2 separate regions of the Homo sapiens genome follow, and region 1 is linked to region 2. Evidence: chromatin contacts called from ENCODE Hi-C or POLR2A ChIA-PET data. All regions are on one chromosome and are shown on one strand. Each heading gives the region's core, a stretch centred on a gene start or an enhancer-like site at or near the end of the contact. The rest is flanking DNA. Distances are from core to core; before and after follow the strand shown.

Region 1 (3,952 bases), core at 446-2,945, 380 kb after region 2:
GGCTCTTTTCTGTAAGTAATCTGTAAAGCTCAAGACAAATTCCTCCAGAAGTCTTTGCAAATGGAAGAGAATTTAGAATAATATTATCATTTGCCACATGAGACACTGGAGCTCTTAGTGACAAGGGTGGTCCAATGATACACCACAAATAAATTTGAAGAAAAATTTAAGACTCTGGGCACAGGATAAAATATAGAGGCACATTCTCCCTGCTATGTTCTAGGAAATAAGTGTTCCTGAGCCAAAACAGCAGTGGCTGAGTGCACATCTCTTAAAAAATTAGCAAGCACTCCCAACACACGTGTATTAACTTATAAATTATATGCACCTACTATAGTTTACTCATATATTAACTATTAGTCAAGCTTAATATTTTAATAAAATCTACTAACTAATATAAATTATCAATTATAGGCCAGGAGTGGTGGTTCATGCCTGTAATGCCAGCATTTTGGGAGGCCGAGGTGGGAGGATCACTTGAGGACAGGAGTTTGAAACCAGCCTGACCAACATGGTGAAACCCCGTCTCTATCAAAAAATACAAAAATTAGCTGAGCATGGTGGTGTGTGCCTGCAATCCCAGCTACTCAGGGAGGCTAAGGTGGGAGAATCACTTGAACCCAGGAGTAGAGGCTGCAGTGAGCCAAGATCACACCACTGCTCTCCAGCCTGGGTGACAGAGTGAGACCCTGTCTCAAAAATAAAAAAATTATAATATTTTTTATACCCCAATAGAAGCCTAGGATATCTTGTCTTAAAGAGTGCTGCCTTCCAGAATATCAAAGTCTTCAATAGATCTTAAAATTGCTCTATGAATGACCTGTAGTTTCTCAGTCTCTATTCACTTAGGGAATAACTTAGGAGACTGACTATTTTGATCCTTTTCTGCAGTTTTTCAAAGGCATATGCAAGAAAATTACACAAGCCTTTGAGCTTATCAGTCTACCCCAGCATATTTTCTAGGGGGTGCTCAGGCCAACAGGCCCAGCGGTTTTTTTCTCCATGCCTTTCTTGACCTCATTTTCTTTCCCTAATTTCCCATTCAACCCCAGAAATGGTGGGTTTGCAAAAGCCTCTTTCTGATCTAGGACCAAAAGAGCCGGGCAGACTACATGATTTACAAAGCCAACATGTTGGCCTATGCCCTGGGTATGACAGATTTCTAATAAAAAGGAACATATTTATCCAAGCTATTGAAAAGCCAGGTCTAATGAATATTAAATCTGATCAAACCATTTTCCTATGTATAATAAAATACTAAGTCATGTTGTGATTTAACTGTATTTACAACTGTCCTCTTTAGTTTACATTCATTAAAACATTTTAAGAAAAAGGCTACATTAAATTTTATTTTGGAACTAATAAAAATATTAAACCTTAAGAAGTTCTGAAGCTTTGCTAAGGCAGCTGAACTTAATATGCTTGTAATTTCCCTAAGTAACAGATTCAATTCCTTAACAATGAATTTTGTATTCCACAGACTCATAGCTTACATTTTTTAAAAGGTTCATGAGGCATTAGAAAATATAAATCTGAAAAAAACTGTTCAGTCATGTCTCATTGTTCTGGTACACAAACCAACTCACACACTGTAGTAGAAGTAGCAACACTGAAGTCGTTTTGACAGTTGAACACAAACAGAGGCCCCAAACAATGAACACACAGAAACAGGACACTCCTCTGGAGGGAGGGAGCTCTGGCTTTGAATGTCAGGAAGGGAGCCAACAGGCTGTCCATTTACTTAAACCTCTCAGATACAAAGAGTTACCTCGCTTTCTCTCTCGGAAGGGCCTCCTGATAAACCCCCCTCCTGTCTCACTGCAGAACCCCAGTCTTCCTCAACTCTGTTAATTAGGGGAGAGAAGAAAGGGAGAGGGAAACCAGAAAGCTCACTGACCTATCTATAAATGCACAACATTTCGGTCTCTCCTCCTGGCTCAGAGGTTTAAGACTCTCCTTTCTCCATCAAACACCCAGGAAAGTTGCTTTTGCAAGAAGGCACTGTACTTTTGCTATTCCAGCTGTTAGGCCAGTCATTTCCTAGAAACAGACCTGACATCTTCCGCTCCTCTCAAACCTCCTGATGCCACTGAAATAACCAAACTAAACTTTTTAGGTTTTCGAAACTTGTCTTTCAGAAGTCATTGGTCATAGTCCATTCCTCCAAGTAGAACAAAAAAATGCCGGGAGGACTTTGATTGTAAGGTTCATGATTCCCCCTTCAAACTATAAACTGTCAGATATAAACAGGGCATTCACTGAGAACAATGGAGATTAATAAAGAGAGACAGGACTGCTGTCTGGGGGAAAGAATGGTTCAAAGATTCCAGTACTGGCCTTCTATAGTCAGTTGGCTATTTTATCCTGTAGGTCCTAATGCTGCTAGGAAGAAGTTCTATTTGGTTGTGGAATCTTTCAGTAATATTAGAAAGATACTTACTTAAATTAACTATTCATTCCATCTACAAAAAGTTGAATATCTTCCATTTTCCAGACAGTATTTGCAGGGAACAAGAGAGACACATTCATTTACTTCCCTAGAAATATTTCAAGTATTTATTATAAGCCAGGCATGTGCCGGCCATGTACCACGACTCCTAGCACATGGAACCTTGAACACCAATCCCAGGCTGATTACTACGACAAGGTCTGATAAGTGAGAACTCGAGGATTTGTTTTTTTTAGCCCTAAATATATATAAAAATAGACTTCCTTCTTTCCTTCCTTTCTTCCTCTCAACAATTTAACACATATTAATGAAGGGTCTGGATACATTTGGTAGAGTGCTAGGCGCTGAAGATACAACAGTAGGCAGACTCAGATACAGTTCCTGCCTGTCATTTTAAAAAGTTGACACAAGGCCAATTTCTCATGTTTTGCCCAGCTAGGGAATAAGATATTAATGTCAGAATCACACATACATCAAATGTTGCAGCTGTCATTAGTCCTTGAAGGTGAGAAAGGAAAATGTGAGGCATTTAACATAATTTTGTTCAAAAAAGAGGGAAGAGTCTATTAAGAATTGACTAAAAGGGTTTTGCTGTTTAAAATTCTTCCCTGAACTTGTTTACCTTCTGTTGATTCATTTTCATTTACTTTGAAGGTAGTATCAGTGGACTGAAACTCTAATTAAAAAAAAAATGGGAAAACCTGAGAGGTCTGCAGAGCCTCAATCCACCAGTCAGGAGGACTTGCACTCCATATCCACACACACATGCTTTCTATTAAAACCATTGAGAGGTACTTCTGAATAGCATCAACCACACATTTCCTCAATGAGCCACGAAATAAAGTGCTATTAATTCTCACCAATATTCATGAAATGATTGCTTTTTATTGCATATGTCTAACCTCCTACCATGGTCCTGAAGTTTTCTATCCTTTTCTGAACTATCGGTGACTTCGGCATCTTAGGGAGCATGCTGAGTGGTCACGTAAATGCTTAAGGGTACCTTTGCTTATAATGTTTAATATGCTACTCAGATAAAAATCATCTTGATATAATTATAAATAGTATCCTTTAAAAAAAACCCTGTAACGCCTACTTTATCTTTTCTCTCCCTGAACTCCATGGGAGGAATAAGCTATCTTTCTAGAGAAAAACATTCTTTCTTTTTGAATCTATTAATACATCAGTCCAAATTTTTCCTTCTTAAAATTCCAAGTCCTGTTGAAAGAGGTTTAAAATAAAAGAAATAAAATAAAAACACATTACATTTCACATCCCCTCTGACCATTCTCAGGTTACAAGCCTCTGAAGTGTGCTTGGCCTGTTGCCGGTGTATTTATTACTATTAATAAATGAGTCACTGGTGTAAGAATGCAAATTTTATGTGGCCCACGTATAAATGAGTCTGTTAAGAATGGCCAGATACACATTTTATGTGACTGCTAAATAATTATGTCATAGAAATACAGCTTGTGAATCCAACATTAAAAAAGAAATGGATTC
Region 2 (4,031 bases), core at 811-3,310:
TTGGATTAGAAAATTATTTTGTAACACTCCAGTTTCTTTGAGTTCTCCAGAAATAAAATGGGCACCAAAAAAGAAAAGGCATTTGGGGAGCAGCTGAAGATTAAGGCGCCTTCTGAAAACGATATTCTTTTTGCCCTGCTTATGGCTCTACAAAATGTTAAGTCAGACAGCCAGGCTGTTGGCATCAAATGGTTATTGATTTTTCAGCTACAAACCTGTTGATTTCCCGGCCCAAGAAGCAAGTCTTTATTCTTAAGAAAAAGTTTCAGAGAGGGCAATTTAAATCCTGTCATTGTCCCCTCTCCCCTTTTTCTTCTCTCTTTAGATAAGCCACCATGTTATTAGGAAAACTCAATTTCTTCCAGTTAAACTTTGACCTCTTTGAAAACAAAGATTTAAAATGTCATTTTCAGGCTAATGCTCCAATGAATTGTCAAATAAAGTACTAAAAACATTTTGATAGATAGCTGAGCCATTTATCTAAATCACTGTCAGGGCGGCGAAGCATCCTGCAGGCTCCCACTACAGCCACCCGAAGGTGGGATTTTCTGGGACTCCTGATCATTTCTCAAGCCTGCAGCCAGGCTACTGTTGACCAGGTGCGTACCTCGGCACTGTGTCAGCATCAGATAACAAAATAGTCAATATTTTTTTTTTAAATTGGGCTACCCCACTTATATTTCCTTTCCTTTAACTGATGTCCACGTTCCGGGCTGAACTGCAAGATATGGAAATAATGGATGGCTCAGTCCAAGGGGTGTTCATTGCCAGTAGTTTTCTAGCAAAACAGCAACTTCTTAGACCAACAAAGTGACTTGGAAAGGTGGCAGCAGGGTCAATGCTAAGAAATATTGCCTTTCCTTAGCAAGGAAAACATTGGAAGCGGCAGCTTGAACTGGTGGTTTATGAACTTCGGGAGCAGCAGCCACCTTAATTAAACTAAATTCCTTTCAAGGAAAATGTCATATTTTAATTACTTTGGACTGTTGGAATACACAAGGGGTGGGGGGACCTATACAACTAGTAGCTAATCCAAAGAACAGCAAAGTTAAATTCCACTCTGCATACATTTTAGTAAAAACTGCAAAATGTGTCAAATTGCCCTACTTGAAGAATGTTTTAAAGTCTTGTGGTCACCCTCTACTCCCCACCCCCCACATTTTTATGCATATTTTAAAAACTGTTTTCAAGAGACTATAAGGTTGGTAAGGAGAGGAGCATGGGGGCGGGAGGGGTTATTTGGGAAGAAAACATCTAACAGGAAATTTTCAGCAAAGGGAATCAATATGCATGCCAGCATATCACACCCCTTCAGCATTAAATCATTAAATCCTTTGTCTTGCTACCAATGCAGTTTATTTCCAACGTCTTTATTGCATGCAAGAGAGACAATTTTTTTTTTCTTGGTAGAAGAAGGGAAAAAAATAAACCTACATTGAGCAGTGTGCCGATGCTGCCATTCGGTTTGGGTCAATCCACTGAAGCATGCTTTGAGAGCTTTCTCCTGGAGCATGCAGGAAGACGGACTCGCAGTGTAGAAATCCAGGATTTGCCCAGGACTCACTGACAGAACATCCATACAGTCAAACATGATCTCCCTTGCACTGAATGTCTGCAAAAGTGCTTATCCTCTAGGTGTGGAGGCAAATGGCATAGAAAAGTCCACCCAACTCCATCAAACTCTGCCCCTTTTTTGGCACGTAGGCTGTTGGTCTTTTTCCCAGCCCCGAATCATGAATTATGACAGACAAGCCAGCTAAAAGCCTGTAATTGATCCAAATGATCATTTACCATTTTCCAGGCTTGCTCGGCCAATCCAGCCGGGGCGGGGGGTTCCCAGAAAGATCCCAAGTTCTCCTTCCAAGTAAATGCTTGCAAAAAGCCTTCCGAATGCGTTCCGGATCCTACCCCGACGGTGCCCAGACAAACCCTGCTCGGATCGCTCGCGTTCTCGGCATCCCAGTCCTCAAACAGCTCGCATGGGGGAATTCTGGTCCCCCCTTTGGCAAAGAATAGACCCTCCTGCCTCTGAACAGCTCACTTCCTACTACTTCTGTCACACAGAATGAAAGATTGAATTGCCTAATATATGCGAGTGAACTTTCGGTGAACCCTACCCGGGCTGCTAACCTTCAAATGACCCAACTAGTCTGACATCACCAACTCCCAGGATTCTCACAGAGCTTAAAAACTCCCAGCAGCCCTGCAAAAGCAGACAGCCAGAGAGGCAGGCAGCGAGCGCACAAGCCGGCGTTTTCTTTCCTATTTCTCACCTTAAAAACAATACAAGAAGTGCTTTTAAAATGAGCAGGGGAGGAGCCGGGACGCTGCTCCTGGCTCACGTTGAGCACCAACTTCTCTCCCTTTACGCCTTTTTATTTGCGGCGGCTTAGCTTGGAAAACGGTGTTCCGCCTGCGCCCGCTCGCCTCCCGCCCACCGCCTCGCCCCCCAGCCCACACTTTAAATTCCTCTGTGCGCCTTTCTGTCTGTTAAATTCCTTATAACTTATGTATTTTTCCACTCCAGAAAAAGCACATGCAAGCCCTAAACTGTAGAACAGAGAATGGCTACCCCTTGGGAAAGGCTTGGGTTGGGAAACTTTCCATTCCACAGTCTTTTTCTCTTTCTCCCTCTTGCAAGCCCCTGGCTGAATTGACTGCACTCGTTTGCTCTGCAATCCAGCTTTCGAGATTCATTTACTTTGAAAAATCCTCTCCAGGTTCTATGCAGCATATAGAGTAGTCAGGAATTGGTTACCCCTGTCCCAAACACACAGCCACACAGAAAATGAGATTTCAGATCTGGACTTGAAAAAACAGTATAGTGGTCAAGAGCATGGGTTGGGGAATCAAACTGAACTAGATTCCAATTCCAGGTCTGCCACTTACCAGCTGTGTGTTCTGGGATAAGTATTTAACTTCTTCAGGCTTCAGTTTCCTCATCTGTAAAATGGGCATATAATACTACCCACGTCAGTGTTAACTGGGAGGACAGAAATAACACTTGTATGGTGCTGGGTAAATATCATGGAACAAATGTTAGCTGTGACTCATCCTCATACTGTTCAACTGGTGAAACAAAACCCCGGGGAGATGAGACCTACCCAAGGTCACACAGCTCAGAGCTGTGACTAGAACCCAGCTCCCTAGGATGAAAGTCCAATGTGAAAATTACTTGCCTGTTCCCACATCCTTGCACCCCAAATAGCCATGTTGGTTGCCTCTCTCATCATACACCTACACACATCCCACCACATAATTAAACGCATATTTTGTAAACTGGTTTAAGTATGACAGTTTTACATTTTGAAGGACCAGTTTTCTCTCATTCCAGCCCCTGCCCAATCCTTTTATTAAAATACAGTAATTTTAAGGGAAAATGATTTTTTAGATCTCTCACACTGACCCAACCTACAGGAAGAAGAGTCTTTCCAGCCAGTCCTAAAACACTAAGAAGGATAGATGCAGTATTTACAAATAAACCCAGCCGGATGGAGAGCTTTAAAAGGGAGAGCCAATCTACCCTGCAGCCATTTTGCACAACTTGTTTAAAGGATGCAACATACATCAAATAAAGGAAACTCTGGAGAGGAATTAAAACACCCTTTTTTCTCCACTGCCTCTGTAGCATTTACTTGTAATTCTCCCACAAAACAGGGCAGGCAAGTGGTTAGGCAGGGAGGGAGAGTCTCCTTGCCCAATGCAGGGAAGAGCACTGCTCCAGTCTCCTTTTTGTGGATAGTGTTGGAATGTGCATTGGCATCCGGGCCTTTTAAAAGCCTGTCAGGGGGCACCCCACCCCATGCTGAAACACTGCCCTGTCTAGTGGAGTTGCTAAGTGGCACTTGTGGTGTAACATGAAAAGTATGCATCGCACACACTTACCAAGTCAAAGATCCTTTTATGAAGGTACATTAAAACAATTTTCAGCCCAGCAAGCTCAGTTCTTGCTATTGAAAAGTTCAGGGCAATAAAGGGGTGAGATTTTTGCTGAATCTGTGTTTGTTATTTTTGCGCCTCTCTTCTCTCTT

Evidence for each region. A loop is a pair of places that touch in the nucleus more often than their neighbours do. ChIA-PET counts read pairs that join two places held with the same protein, here RNA polymerase II (POLR2A). Pooled maps may share reads with other maps.
Region 1: a loop to region 2 is called in a map of heart right ventricle, with 2.8 times the contacts of the local background. The contact joins the enhancer-like site here to the promoter of RARB in region 2. A Hi-C loop is called at or near these places in 20 of 168 maps with a recorded cell type or tissue (Right ventricle myocardium inferior, aorta, cardiac septum and 8 more) and 14 of 50 pooled maps. POLR2A ChIA-PET finds 5 or more read pairs at or near these places in 1 of 52 experiments (A549).

Annotation. Positions count from the first base shown.
Region 1 is chr3:25,043,216-25,047,167 of GRCh38, reverse strand. It overlaps a transcript of RARB not described here. Among named protein-coding and RNA genes, the nearest start is that of RARB-AS1, 340 kb to the left of the region's middle. Within about 2 kb of position 1,695, at least 4 of the 41 ENCODE cell types and tissues checked have a DNase peak (open chromatin) inside an H3K27ac peak, as active enhancers do; they include heart right ventricle, where a contact is called at or near this core.
Region 2 is chr3:25,426,292-25,430,322 of GRCh38, reverse strand. RARB (retinoic acid receptor beta) reads right to left here and starts at 2,060. Exons shown (of 8, transcript NM_000965.5): 1 at 1,435-2,060. The coding sequence starts at 1,591. RefSeq lists an enhancer at 2,162-2,999.